Linked DNA regions of Mus musculus: region 1 is linked to region 2. Evidence: chromatin loops called from intact Hi-C (ENCODE). Cell type or tissue: heart. All regions are shown on one strand.

The links. Peaks named below come from ENCODE experiments on the same cell type or tissue, not always from the same donor. Only the 100,000 strongest peaks of a DNase experiment are listed, where the experiment ranks them.
Region 1: a loop joins it to region 2, with 11 times the contacts of the local background. A loop is called at or near these places in 5 of 42 quality-filtered maps.

What each region holds. Positions count from the first base shown.
Region 1 is chr5:86,062,065-86,070,064 of GRCm38, forward strand. Cenpc1 (centromere protein C1) reads right to left here and starts at 3,519. Exons shown (of 19, transcript NM_007683.4): 1 at 3,264-3,519. The coding sequence starts at 3,281. In heart, no CTCF peak of the experiment used is centred here; DNase peaks (open chromatin) are centred at 3,587 and 4,657; H3K4me3 peaks cover 3,394 bases; H3K27ac peaks cover 2,172 bases.
Region 2 is chr5:86,406,360-86,414,359 of GRCm38, forward strand. Tmprss11a (transmembrane protease, serine 11a) reads right to left here. Exons shown (of 9, transcript NM_001033233.2): 9 at 4,051-5,564. The coding sequence ends at 5,403. Among named protein-coding and RNA genes, the nearest start is that of Tmprss11d, 37 kb to the left of the region's middle. In heart, a CTCF peak has its summit at 4,652; no DNase peak of the experiment used is centred here.

The sequences.
Region 1 (8,000 bases), 340 kb before region 2:
TATCAATTTTTTTAAAATATAATCAAATACAACTCATCTTCAAATAATTCCAGTACAATACATAATTAATAAGAGAACATATTTTCATGCACTCATTGGACAAGTGTCTATCAACTGTCCAGTATAATACTATAAAGCACCCTAGAAGCAGGCAAGATGACTAAGAAGGAGCTTGCCACCCACATTCCAAGCTTTAAGCCCTGGAAACTGAAAAGCTTCTGCAAGGCTAAAGACGCCATCAATAGGACAAAATGGCAGCCTATAGAATGGGAAAAGATCTTCACCAACACTATAGCTGACAAGAGGACTAATATCCAAAATATAAAAAGAACTTGAGAAATTAGACACCAACAAACCAAATCACCCAATTTAAAAATAAGGTACAGAGCTAAACAGAGAATTCTCAATCTCTTAATGGCCAAGAAGTGCTTAAGGAAATGTTCAATGTCGTTAATCATCATGGAAATGCAAATCAAAACGACTCTGAGATTCCATCTTACACCCATCGATGGCTAAAATAAAAAACTCAAGAAATAGCACACGAAGCCGGGTGTGGTGGTGCACGCCTTTAATCCCAGCACTCAGGAGGAAGAGGCAGATGGATTTCTGAGTTCGAGGCCAGCCTGGTCTACAAAGTGAGTTCCAGGACAGCCAGCGCTATACAGAGAAACCCTATCTCAAAAAAAAAAAAAAAAAAAAAAGAAAAAGAAAAAGAAAAAGAAAAAAGAAAAAAAAAGAAAGAAAAGAAAAGAAAAGAAAAAGAAAAGAAAAGAAATGAGAAATAGCATATGCTGGCGAGGATGTGGAAAAAGAAGAATTCCATTGCTGGTGGGCATGCAAAACTATTACAACCACTCTGGAAATCAATGTGTTAGTTTCTCAGAAAACTGAGAATAGTTCTACTCCAAGACCCAGCTATATATGCCACTCCTGGGCATATACCAAATGATGCCCCCATCATACCACAAGGACACTTGCTCAACTACATTCATAGCAGCTTTACTCATAATAGCCAGAAACTGGCAACAACCTCAATGTCCCTCAACTGAAGAATGGATAATGAAAATGTTGTACATCTACACAATGGAATACCACTCAGCTACTAAAAACAAAGACATAATGAAATTTACAGGAAAATGGATGGAACTAGAAAATATCTTAAGTGAGGTAACCTAGACCCAGAAAGACAAGCATGGTATGTACTCATAAATGAATATTAGCCATAAAGTACAAAATAAACATGCTACAATCCACAGACCAAAGAAACTAAGTAATAAAGAGTGCCCAAGGGAAGATGCATGACTCACTCAAAAGGGAAAATAATATAGAGATGGATGGAGGCAGGGAACTGGGTGGGAGAGGGGAGGAGAACAGAAATGGGGATTGGGTGTGGGAAGAGTGGAGGATGCATAGGGTTGGCTGGGAAAGTGAACAGAAACTGGTGGGGGGCATCTCTGGGGCTAGCTAGAGAACTGGGGTGGGGTGGGGCACACAACACTCCCTGGAGTCTATGGGGGTGACCCTAGCTGAAACTCCTAGCAGTAGGGTATATGGAAACTGAAGTGGCCACATCCTATCAGACAGGACCCCTAGTGGAATGATAAGGATACCAACCCATTCACAAAACCTGAAATTAGCCCTGCCTACATACACAAGATGTACAGAGATAAAGATAGAGCGATGGAGCAGAAATTGAGGAAACAGCTTACCAATGACTGGCCCAACTTGAGATCCACCCCATTCAAGAGAGCCAATCTCTGACACTATTATTAATACTCTGCTATGCTTGCCAATAGAACCTACTATAACTGTCTCCTGAGAAGCTTCATCCAGCAACAGATGGAAACAAACTCAGAGATCACAGTCAAATATCAGACAGAGCTCAGGGACTCTTGTCTAAGAGTAGAGGATAGAATGAATCAGGAGGTGCTACACACACTCCGAGAGGCCTGGAAGCACTCACAAGGCAAAGAGTTTCAAGGAATCCCAACCTCCTGGTATCTTGGCATTCTCATAACCCATATACTCATACCCTATCCCCACGTTAGTCTGGTGTATGGATCCATGTGTTCTCTTTTAGTATTATTTTATTATAAGTGCCTTTAAAGATTGAATTCTGACATAACTAAGCCTTCGCCAGTGTTCCGACATCCCAAAAAATCCTTGAAGCCGACAAACTTGGAATTCAGTAAGAAGGTTATCTATTCAGTAACATTCAAATTTACTTCTAATTCACACTGGCCTAGGGAATAGGTGGGTTTACCATGAAAGAGTTAGGGAATCCCCGAGACAGGTTTCTTCACTAGGTCCAAAAGAAACAACATAATCAGGCATTTACTAAGAACCCCTAGTGGTGGGCTTAACAATAAATAGACTAGCATTACACCAGGCTCCCTTCTTAGTGGCAGTGGCCTGGTCCCTGCCTTCTTTTGATGTATACATTCCTTATGTTTTGTGTCACTGTAACTCGGTGGATGTATCTCGCCTTGGTTCTTGTTATTCTTCTGTATAAAAAGTTCGATGCTCGACTAAACTGTCTTTTCATACATGTTAAGCATGCATAAACACACACACAACTACATGATAGAAACCATCAACGAAGGTTTTCTTTCAAAGATAAATTGAACTGCTGAGTTAGGGAGGAAATAGGGCATAGTAATCATACAAAACTTGGAATGAATATCAAGTGTGTCAAGAGACATAAAGTGGCAAGTCGTGGCCCACATCAAACATTCAAAGCTGGCACCTTTTAAAATATGATTGCCTTGTATAAAGCTTTATCATTAACAGGTGTCCCATAAATATTAGACTCTTCACATAAAATAGTATTTCGAAATTAATACTCGAGGTTTTCCAGACCATCAAGACTGGCTTGTACAATAGTCATGAGTATTTGGAAGACTGAAAAACGGGAAAAGGCTGAAATGTAGAAATGAAGGAATCTCTTCCGGGGGGGGGGGGGGGGAGCAGGCACGGATGGATGAGCTTACGACGTGAACCAGTAACAGTCCAGTTACTTCCACTACCAGTACACCAGCACACCTGATTTGTTACCTGTGCAGCTTTTAAGCCACCCCAGACAAGCCCCACCCCACCCAGACAGGCGGGACTAGGCACCCGCTACCCGATCCCTCCGCACCCCTCACAAGCCTCCGCACCCCTCACAAGCCTCACCCCACCCCACCCCGACAAGCCGGATATGCACCCGGTCCAGCACAGGGCGAGCGACGCATCGCGCAGGCCCGATCCAGACCCGCACTTACCAGATGGAACGAGGCCATGGTTCCGGCCCACTAGGTCAAACGGAGGCCTGAGAGGGAAACCCAAGCCGGCCAGGGTTCCAGGAGGGTTAGAGTAAGATTGCGGACGGAGGCGTCCCCAGAGCTGCGCGACCCGCACTTAACACTCAGCCGTAAATAAACAGCAGCCACCAAGAAAAATAAATGAATAAAAGTCAAACGAGCCACGCCTGCGCACAAGCCTAGCTTAGCCGGCCGTTAATTGGCGTTTTTTAAAGACTCCGGCTCTTGTTCCCGCCCATTCGCCTGTTACTCACCTATCAACCCGCCTTTCTCAGTTCGCCCCGCCCTCCTGCCCAGCGCGCCTTGCTCTTCCGCCCGCGTCTCAACCTCCCACTCATCGCCCCGCCTCTCACCCGTCGCCACGCCTTTCACCAGTCGCCACGCCTCTCACCCTTCGCCACTCCCCTCGCCGGTCGCCACGCCTCTCACCCTTCGCCACTCCCCTCGCCGGTCGACTTGTCCGGGCTTTGTGTGGACTCTCCTGTTCTACTTTCTTCAGACAGTTTGTTGCGTCTATGACTGCTCGTATTTAGAAAGCAGGTGTTGAGCACCACCTGTGCTCCTTGAGATAAATGTATAATACATCCCAGCAGTTCTACTACGGATTAATAGGTAATACTTAAAAAGGATTACAGGTAGAAATTGCTGGCGTTTTGAGCAGAGTACACTACGCAGATTCGTCAGCTGCAACCCGCCCATCTATACAGTATCTCTGAAAATAGTAATGCTATTCTTTTTTCAAGTATTTAAAAATTATTTATGAAGCAAAGGCATAAATTATATATGCATATCAGTAGAACGAACATAATGTTTTTAAGAGAAAGTGACTGCTTCTGTCTTATGCGAAAATTAAGGTAATGACCCCAATTGGAAAACAAGGAAAATACACCGATGTGTATTTTGTCCTGTCCACGTGACTCTAGGTCGCAGCCTGTAGCTGCTCTATTTCCTTAGGAGACAGAATGCCATAAATACATACATACATACATACATACATACATACAGAAGGAAGGAAAGAAAAGAGAGAGAGTCTGCAGGGATGGAGCGATGGCTCAGTGGTCAAGAGCGCTTGCTGCACTTTTAAAGGAGCAAAGTTCGATTCCCAGCACCCACAAAGCAACTCAACCGTTTGTAGCTCCAGTTCCAGGGGATCTGACACCTATTCCGGCCTCAGCTAGCAAAAAGCACGCACGTGATGTCCTCGCAGGCAAGCAGACAAAACAATCATACCTATAAAGTGAATAAATCTCTTTTTAGTGTAGATTATTTTAGAATGATGGGGCTCCATATGAGCTGAATGTGCTCATGATTGCAGCGACGCTTGCCCGGCTCGCCAGTCAGATCCGCCAGAGGGCAGCAGAGGTGCTGCAAACTTACTTATTTATCATATTCTCCAATGGGAAGCTACAGAGTCCAGGCAAACTGTACAACAGCTACGACTCGATAAATCTCCAAGAGGAGTCAGCCGACCCTGGCGGCTGAAACGGAGACTTTCTCCTGCGTTGAAAATCATTTTGAGACGGTTGTCCTCGGTTGCAACACGACACTTTGTGGGAATTTTGAACAAGACCTGTGACCAAAATGAAAGGGCAAGATGCTTGAGTTGCTCAACATGCAGACGCTGTTTGCTGAAAAAGCAGTTGAGAGTGAATCGACTCTAGAGAATCACATCAAAACGTTCAGAGTAAACATGGGGGTTTTTGCTTTGGTGCCTTTGGAACCAACAAGCATCAGGAAGCTGTTGCTGTCCAGGAGAATAAACAAAGTTGGCAATGAGGGTTTGAGTCTCTCAGCTGCTCAAGACACAGAGAGACCAGCCCTAATACACAGGGTGTGACCTCTCAGGTAGGTGATGGCATCCAGGATGACTTGCAAGTTGATCGCCTTCCACCTTCCTTCGAATTGTGCTGATGCTGCCCAACCTGGAATAGTTGAAAATATTCTGCCCCGCTCCCCACAGAGGATGAAGCTCGAGAAAGTCCAAGTGGAACTTCCAGAAAGGTATCATCAGAAGAAATACTGAGGATGATCAAACAGGACAGCCAGTGGGGCTTTTTGTCGTCAAAATGCTAACATCCCACAGGGAATGAGGAGAGGAGAGCAGAGCCCACCAGGCCGAACGCATCTGATTTCTAAGACCCTCATCAAGTTCACAGCCCAGAAAGGCATAAAGGGGAAAGTGTGCTGGGACCTGAAACTCTCACTCCACCCCTCAACCCCACCCCTGCACATCATGAAAACCAGCCTGGTGGAGCACTTTACCTGCCTAGCTTATAGCAACGGCCACACACAGAGCATAATCTCTGATTCTGTGAAGGCAACAATAACTGCGTGTGTGGTTACCCTTGCCTTGCGCATAAATGACTTCCAGATTTCCCTGATAGTGTTACAGGCAAAATGGCACACTATGTCCTAAATTTGGATCATCTGCAGATACTTGTTCATTCAAAATGACCCTAGAGGGTTTTCGGAGGGGAAACGAGGAAAGGGGTTATAACATTTGAAATGTAAATAAAGAAAATATCCAATAAATTTAAAAAAAAAATGACCCTAGGAAACCATAAATGATAAAATGCCAAACTTTATCTCACAGGTAGTACATAAAAATAAAAGCGTGTTAAAGAGAGAAAACACAAAGAAAAAAATGCCAGCAACCTTATGGGGCAGAAATTGTAGCTGGATTAGGGGAAATTTTATTATATTGAAAAATACGTTGAGAAGAGCAAAATGTAATCTCATTATGGGACACTTCTGGTGTTACAATAAAATTTCAATAATTCTATAGCCAATGAAGGAATTATTAAAAAGACTGTAATCAGTCATTCCTATTAAAGCCCATGCGCCATCCAGCATTTAACAGCTTAGACAATCTTGGAAGGAATGGTAAAACAGTGGCTCTGGGGCAGGTTTAGAGGACCAGGGTCAAAAAAAATCAACAACAACAACAACAAAAACAGTGCAATTAAAGCTACACTAAAACACTAAAGCAGTTCTGAGGCAAATCGAAAAATTAGGAACCTGATAATAATGTTGGCCTCTAAAGAACATAAAGGAAATGCAATCAGGAAGTCACCGGAGTTACAAAACTGCCACCTCACGGAAGGCTCCGTGAATGCTAGGCCACACCAAGGCTGACCACCTCATACCTAACACTAACTGATGCCCCCTGGCTAAGTTGTCAGCATCCATGAAGCTAGTGACCAGACACTGTACCCTCCCACCCTGTTACCATGGAAAAGTCAGACACCTATGACTCATCCCTGCCCTTTCTTTGGGAGGAAAAAAAGCAAAGGCAGCAGTAAGAAATGATTGTGCTTCTCTTCTGCCTGCTTCTACAGATAAGAGCCTCACTCTGGGAACAGGGGAAATGGCTGTGAAACAGTGAAGCTTCAATCCACGGTTTCCTCCAGCAGGACCAACTGAATGATCTCAAAGGAACAATAAAGACTTGAATCTTGTATATGTTGGGTTTGTAGTGGTAAAAATATATTTTCTAAAAATTTGACTCATACAATAACATAACTATTATTCTAGCCCCAAAGTATCTATCATTCTGAATTCTTAGTTTCTGTTAAAGCTAACTGTAGCTTGCGATTGTCCTGATTTGGGAACTGGTGTTCTGGATCTATTTGCCCTCTGGGTTAGACTTTTCAACAGTGTAACCAAGCACTTGAGGAAACAACGTAACGGGAAGGGTTTTATTTTGCTCCCGGTTTCAGAAGTGTCAGTTCATGATAACAGAGGGGATATGGCAGCAGACACACAAACCACAGAAGCCAGGGAGCAGCCACACCCCCTTTTATTCCATCCTGGCTCCTTGGTATGTGCGAGGGAGTCGTCCCCTCTTAGTTAAGCTTCCCTGTAAATGTCCTCATAGACATATCCGGGAGTGTTCTTTACTAATCTAGGTGCTCCACGACCAGTTGTCAATCAAGAACCACAAGCTCAGCTGGGTGTGGCGGTGTACATCTTTGATCTCAGCACAGGCAGGCAGATAGATCTTCTGGAGTGCAAGGCCACCACCCTGGCTTACAAAGTACGTTCCAAGTCAATCAAGTTGCATAATGAGACCCTGTCTTCAAAAGGGGGAAAGGGAGATCCATAACCTCCCATATTATTCTACATATATAACAAGATACATTCTAAAATAGTAGGAACGTATAGCTAAGAGGAGCTCTTAGCAGCTAAGAGTAATTCTTCATTCAATACTTAAAATGCTAAGGCTAGCAAATTAAATTCTTAAACAGTGATTCTTCCTCTTTTTTTTTCCTGACCCAAATACTTCAGGAAAGCATGTTTTGATTTTTTTAAAAAGGCTCACTGTGTCAATAATTACAGGGTAAAGGGCAAGGGAAGAAACCCTACAATGAGTACCTAGGAATCCCTGGGATCCTATTACAACCATTTCCATTTTCTCTACTGAAAATACTTTCATCCTACCAGAGTCAATAAAAACTGACTGGAACTGAGACTGTGTGACTTGTAATTCATTCAAATATTCCAACTTATGGATAAAATTAAAGCTGTTTTTCCCCCCAGTTATGTGTTGTAAACACATATGCATGCATACACACCACACACACATGCACATATATATTTATTTTTATGTTTCATATTTATATGCAATATATTAACATATTTTATATCAGTGAAACATTTATATATTATATATTGTTTTATATATTTATACATGTTATT
Region 2 (8,000 bases):
GGTACAGAGCTAAACACAGAATTCTCAACAGAGGAATCTCAAATGGCTGAGAAGCACTTAAAGAAATGTTAATCATCAGGGAAATGCAAATCAAAACGACCCTGAAATTCTACATTACACAATCAGAATGGCTAAGATTAAAAAAACAAAACAAAACAAAAAAAAACCCTCAAGGGCCACTACATGCTGGTAAGGATGTGGAGAAAGAGGAACACTCCTCCATTGCTGGTGGGATTGCAAGCTGGTACAACTACTCTGGAAATCAGTCTAGCAGTTCCTCAGAATTTTGGAAATAGATCTACCTGAAGACCTAGCTATACCACTCCTGGGAATAAACCCAAAAGATGCTCCACTGATACCACAAAGACTCATAGCAGTCTTATAGGTGATAGTCAGAAGCTGGAAACAACCCAAATATTCCTCAACTGAAGAATGACTACAGAAAATGTGGTTCATTTACACAATGGAATACTTTTCAGCTACCAAGAACAAAGACATTATGAATTTTGCAGGTAAATGGATGGAAGTAGAAAATATCATCTAGAGTGAGTTAACCCAGACCCAGAATGACATACACGGTATAAGTGGATATTAACCAAAAACCCATGATACAACTCACAGATTGTAGGACGGTTAACCAGAGAAGGAATTCCTAAGCATGGATATCTGAAACTCACTTAAAAGGGGAACAAAACAATTATGGGAGGCAGAGGGAGGAAGGAACCTGGTGGGAGATGGGAGGGGAAAAGGAGGGACAGGATTAGGTATGTCGAGAGAAAGGAGGGATACACAGAGGGCCAGAAGTGTTGTATACCAGCCCGCGGCCTACTTGAACTGGGTACACCTGGGAGGCAGGCTGGGGCTGAAAGAGACTAGACTGCGAGAGAAATTAATGGAGACCAAGACACGATTCTGTTCAAGGCCCGCCAGTTTACTGAGTGTGCTTATAAGGGGGAAGGCCCATCCCCCACCAATCCTTTCTTGGAGCCAGTCAGTAGGAGAGGATGTTCCTCTGGAATATCTCCTTGGCCTCTCAGCAGGTAGCAGTGTCTTGGAGGTGCAGTGGCCTCTGGTGGAACAATAGAGCCATCTAGGCAGGAAGGCTCCACCCTAGGTAATCTCTTCAGTGGCAGCAAGGTCAAGGTCTGGATCAGCCTGTTTCAGGCTGGGAGAGGTTACACAGAAGAATGACTAATGTGAATCTTTGAGTAGTAGGGAGCAGGAGAAACCTCTAGAAAGTCCCAGAGTCCTGGGATGTGAGAGGCTACCTGGACTCAATGGGTAAGACATTAGCCCAACAATGAGGAGATTTAACAGGAAGAGATCACCTCCAGTAGACAGGCACTATCCCTAGTTAAGGCAGGGGCCTGTTCACCCATCTTCAAAAATTTTAACCCAGAACTGTTCCTATCTAAAATAAATGGAGAGGCAAAAATGGAGTAGAGACTGAAGGAAAGGCCATCCAGATTGGCCCAACTTGGGATCCATCCCGTGCACACATACCAATTCCTGACACTATTACTGAGACCATATTGTATATGCAGACAGGAGTCCTCTGAGAGGCTCTATCAACAACTGACTGGGACAAAGGCAGATACTTACAGCCAACCGTTAGATCGAGATTGGGGACCAATATGGAAGAGATATGGGGAAGGACTGAAGGAGCTGAAGGGGACTGCAGCAGTGTCAACTAACCTGGACCCCTCAGAGCTCCCAGAGACTAAGCCAAAAACCTAGGAGCATACATGAGCTGGTTCATGGCCCTGGGCACATGTATAGCAGAGAACTGCATTGGATGGCCCCAGTGGGAGGGGATGAGTTTAATCCTATGGAAACTTGATACCCCAGAGAAGAGGTAGGGGTGGGTGGGCAGGAGGGTGAACACCCTCTCAGAGGTGGAGTGAAGGAAGCAGGAGGATGGGGTAAAGAATTTGGGGAGGGGGACCAGGAAGGGAGGCAACTTTTGGAATGTAAATAAAATAATTTAATTAAAAAATATATGCTTTTGAAAAAAATCTTAGTTTTCTATAGTAAACAAAGCAGTGTGATCAAAAAGGAAGCTGATCTCAGAAAGGAAGAACGGTGGGACAAAAGAGGATGTGTTCATGAGGGTCAGAGTCCCAGAGCAGTAGCAAAAGACAAACTCTGCTGATTGGCACGGGGCTGATTTTCAGGCAAAAGTCATATCAATGCTATTTTGATGGAAGGGAACCAAATTATGGAATCACACAACTTGGTGAAAACTCACTAAGTGAGTATCACAAGGAGATCTGAAGGCTGGGAGGCCAGCAGTGTGAAAGTGGGTGGACATGGGTAATAGCAGTGACTAGTTGAATCATCTTCTGAAGGACATTACTTACTAGATTACAGTCAACTTGGTACTAGATGTTTCATAAAATCAATAAAACGACTCCATTACAGCTAGCAGGGGTGAGTGTTGCTTTATGAACCTTCAGTCTAAGTTATTACTTAGGTATTTCACTGTATGTATGTATGTATGTATGTATGTATGTATGTATGTATGTATGTATGTGATTATGACAATAAAATATTGTTTCTTCCTGTGTATTATAATCAAGCTAAATGAATTGGCAGAAATCCTGCCCTCATGATCTCTCTCCACACAGTGAGCTCAGAGTATACCTTTCTGCCTGAAATGTGCTGTATGGCACCAAGGGAGGATTTTAATGATATTTTTATTCTTTGCAAGTTTTGCACATTTCTATAATGTGTAGTTATCATACCCACCCACAACTATCTTCCTTCACCTCCCCCTACCTGCTTTTCTCCTCAGCTTCACATCCTCTGGGGATTTAACTTAAAGTCTCCCACTTGAAAGAGATAGAAACTCTCCAAGCTAACTTGGATGAGCCTGAATCAGAAGCAGCTACTGACAAGTATTGTTCGTTCATCCATCCATTGCTGCTTGACAACTGTACTGTACATTTTGAATACTCAATGTCACTTCTTTGAGTTTCTGATATTTCTAAAAGTGATCAACTGCCTTCAAAATAGCAATTCTTCTGGGACACAATTTCATCCCTTGGAGGATATTTGCTAATGTGTAGAGCTACTTTTGGTTATCAAAATTTGTGGGAAAGGGGTGCTACAGACATGTAAGAAGACTTGCTGAATCCTCTGAACTGGTTAGCTCCTTACAATCAAGACTAGTTCCAGACAAAGCTTCAATAACACCAGGGCTAAGAAACCTTGTTTTCTAAAGAATTACCCTAACTAGTTATCTAAAGAGTGTGATTATTTTGTTGGATTTTTTTATTTTCTGAGATAAAGTCTCCCACAACCCAGTCTGGCTTCCAGTTTCCTGAGTAGCTGAGAATGACCTAGAATTTTTTTATGAGAATTTTTAAAAAATCTTTTTTATTGGGTATTTTCTTTATTTACATCTCAAATGTTATCCCCTTTCCTGGTCCCCCCCTCCCGAAACCCCCTATTCCATACCCCTCACCTGCTTCTATGAAGCGTTCTTGCACGCACCCACCCACTCCTGCCTCCCCACCCTAGAAATCCCCTACATCAAGCCTTCACAGGACCAAGGGCCTCTCCTCCCATTGATGCCCGACAAGGCCATCCCCTGCTACATATCCAGGTGGAGCCATGGGTCCCCTCATGTGTACTCTTTGGGTGGTGGTTTAGTCCATGGGAGCTTTGGTTGTTTGATATTTTGTTCTTTCTATGAGGTTGCAAACCCCTTCAGCTCCTTCAGTCCTTGCCCCAACTTCTCCATTGGGGTCCCTGTGCTTAGTCTGATGGTTGACTGCAGGCATCTGCATCTGTATTTGTCAGGCTCTGGCAGAGCCTCCCAGGAGACAGCTATATAAGGCTCCTGTCAGCAAGCACTTGTCGGCATCCACAATAGTGTCTGGGTTTGGTGTCTGTATATAGGATGGATCCCCAGGTGGGGCAGTCTCTGAATGGCCTTTCCTTTAGTCTCTGCTCTACACATTGTCTCCATATTTGCTCCCGTGAGTATTTTGTTCCACTTCATCAGTTGAAAGACTTTCTGAACACAGACTCAGAGAGACTGTATATGCTCTGATCACCAACTTTATTAGATTTAAAACATTATTTGTTCCCATACAACCATGAATGAAATGCTGCAGCAGACAGTTTGGAGCGCATTATTTACAACTCTAAGACCACTTTCTGAATCTTAGCATTAGAAACACAATCATAGTTAACCACTGTAATGCAGAAAATTTATGTGAGAATTTATTACATATATGAAGAAAGAACCTTGCTTTGAAGTGAGTAGTGGTAGTAAGAGTTTCCTAGTTTGAAAACTGATCCAATAGCACTTAGTGAGAAATGTCCTAGGTACACCGATTCAATAAATACAGCAGCCATAAACAAACTTTGCAAGGAAAGAGGGCATGTGAATTTGACAACTAAGGATGCAAATTGCATATAACTTTGTTAAGCTGTTTTATATACCTTAACTTGAAAATTTAGACATCTCACAGGCAAGAAATTATCCAATAAAGCCTTCTTTAGGTCTATTGTGGGCAACAATGTTTCACTTTCCTGATGCCTTCATGAGTCTGTTTGTTTTTACTTCCTGGACATAAATTCCCTGTAGTTTTCCATTATTTGACCTTAAGATAATGCTGGACAAAAATCTCCCCCTGGCGACCAAAATATGTAAGTGCGCATTCAAAATATCTTGTACACCTATCCTGGAACAGCTCAGTCATCATCCCTGTCAATTTTTCAGGATAAAAATTATATATTGATCAAGTACCATTAATCAGTATTTCTCTTATGTATCTCTATGCCATCGGGATGGTGATATGAGTGTTGTATACATGGTAGTGTTTCTAAAAATCATAAAAAAAAAAACAGAAAAAATTCCCAGCAAAGTTTAAACTAACTTCACTTTATTTTGCCACCAAATTTTGATATAATCGTCCCTTCTAAATTCCCTGATATGCATTTAGAAGTAACAAACTTATTTCCTGTGGTGGAAAAAACTGGAAAATCTAGAAGAAATGTAAAGAAGACAAAAAGATGTGTATGAACTCTAGATAAATCAAAGGGACTTGTATGAGCACCTTGACGTCTCTGAAGATTCAAAGCGTTTTTTACTTGAAGGGTACCCAGAAAAAACACATTCTAAAACTCTCCCAGGCCATCTGTAAAACCACATAATGCATCCCATGCACCCTTGCTTTAAAGAGATGAAGGATCTTTACTGCATTTTTCAATGATAAATCAGCCTACACCTTCACAAATATGCGATTCTGAAATAAATCATGTGTTTCACATTGCTAGGTCCAGCCATTTAATCTCATTTCATTGTGCCAATGCCACCAAATGGATGTCTGAATTCTTACATGCATATAACCGACACGCTACGGTTTTCTTTAACATCTATCTGTAGCGAGTTAGAGACCCGTTTTCGAAGCAATCCAGTGTCGGTAATAAGTCACTTGTGTGTACACCCCAGGCTTGTTCTTTTGACCACAGTTGTCTCCCCAGCTCACAATTCCAATGAGATACCAGGTATCTTTGTTGTCTCTTATAACCAATGGTCCCCCAGAATCACCCTGAAAATAAACGAGAAAAACAACTGGCTAAACAGTTTATCATTTACAAAAGTTTGATGAATCACTTATTTATTCTAAGCATGTGTATAGATTACCAACACTAAATAAGAAAGTAATGCCCAATACATACAAGCATTAGACCAGTACAGTAGAAAATGCTCAAACATAGCAATATGAGACAAAAAAAAATCTCCAAATTACAATTGAGGTCATTTTGTGTTGTCCATCTACTGCTGGACATGAGATGAGATCTGACCTGAAGTGTGGTTTGTATACCAATGAAACTCTGTTGAGGCAAGTAGTTTTTCCTTTGGGATCTGTTGTCAAATGGAGATAGCTTCTCTCACCTAGTATGTTATGTAGTGATCTGAATATCACCTTAAGAACCACGTCCAACCCTGCCCTCCCCAGTGTGCCTGGTAGTGATTACAACTGGAATCTTTATTAGATCAAACTCTTAGCTGAGCTCCAACCAGAAACAAAATTGCAAATCTGCACTAAGTTGTGAGCATTTACTTTTTGGCAGGCGGGATTTCTCATCAACAGTTCTGATGCTTTTTGGTTTGTGCTTGGATCTTGTTTACTGAGATGTTTGGTGGAGAAATCCTCACTTTTACTCGTTCTCTTTCTCCTTCTTCTTCCCCTCCTCTATGTTAGGGGACATTTATTGAATTCTAGATAAGCATTTGGTGATATAAGGAAACCAAGTTGATGTTTGTGTGTTGTGGATTGTCCTTGTGCTGTTTGTATTTCGGTGCTAATTCTGCTTCCTTAAAAGGGGCTGCCACGACTAAGAGTGGTTCACATAGTCAGGTGATTCCATGTGAACCTTCCCCATTTTAACTCGGAAATAAGGACAGCAAGAAGCCAATCCTTAGGCAGAGAATAAGGCTGGATTTCTGGGTCCCAGGAGGAAGAGGAAAAGGAAGAGGAAGAGAAAGAGAGAGAGAGAGAGAGAGAGAGAGAGAGAGAGAGAGAGAGAGAGAGAGAGAGAGAGAGAGAGAGAGAAGGCTGTGGAGCAAATAGGAAATAACAGACTTGTAATTCCCAGGGACTGATAGTTTGTAGCTGTCTGGTGTTTTCCATCCCCTGTGACTAAGGTGAGCAGGAGAAAGGGCATAGCTGCAGAACAGCCATTAGAGGTTTATCGAAGCTAGCGGGGGTGGGGGGTGGGGGTGGGGGGCTGAGTGAGACAGCTGGCACTGGGCAGGGAACAAACTGAGACCAGATTGGCTTGGGAAATCTAGCCATCGGTGCTGGGTGAGACTGCCGTTGCCTTCACTGGGCAAAGAGAAAGTGTGCATTTTAAAATTATATGCTACATGGATGCTTGTAATTGTGTATTATCAGATGCTCTGAAGCCCTGATCATGTACCCGGGTTACCATGCCTGTTCTCCAGCACTTGAGCCACTTTTTTTCAGCGACTTTTTCTATGAGTAGGGGCTTTCTTATACTTCGTTGAGTCCAATTCCAGTGAGTCCTCTGGTCCACAAATCTTTCCACGGGTCTCTGAATTATCATCCCCCGTCTGCTCCAAGCCTTCTGGTGAGCTTCCGCTCACTTCTTCCCATCTCTTCCTTAAATTATAGCGGTCTCCTTCCACACTCTTGGCAACAGAGGTTAGCTATGGATTAGATCCCACTCTGGCCTGACCTGTGTGTTACAAACTTTTGTTCTTTTTCTTTCCTCCCCCACCCTAACACTTGTTCATTCTGTGTCATTTGTGGATTTGTGGGCAGGGCCTTTTGTCACCCCATGCTACCAAAAGTCTCATCATTTCACCGAGTAGATTTACCTCTTTGATATTTACAAGGGTTTCATCTCAAAAGAATTCTTGCATGTGGAAAGAAACAGACTCAGATCTTCATCAGAAAACACACACAACACACAGATTCTGGAAGACTGGGAGAGATGTCATGAAGAACAACAGTAGGATACTGACGGGTATACCTAATCAAGCTTTGCACCCCATTAAATAGCCCTCTCACCTGCCATTCTGCTTCTGCTTTTTTGGGGTTACCGACTACAAATTACAGTAACTGGTCATGTTATAAATGTAGACGTCTTCACAGTTGTAAGTATTCTCTCTTTCTTTTTCTGTAACTGCATAATAAGTGCTACTTATTTTTTAGGTCTCATTAAAGTATCATTTCTCTGATGTTTGTTCCAAAAAAAAAAAAAAACAAACATTTTCTTGAAGGGGAGACTACTTCTTTTCTATTATATTCTAGAGCTTCCGCAGTTCACTGTACATGATTGCTGCCTTTGTAATTTGTGAGCCTGTTGTGTAAGGCAACATTACAAGACTTATCCTAAGAGCTTCTGGACTAAGACATTTACATTTTGTGTTTGATAAGGTCAAAGAAGCCTTTGCTTGTTTCAGGTTGTTCAATAAGAAAACACTTAAGAGTCCTTAGGTGCTATGATACTAACAC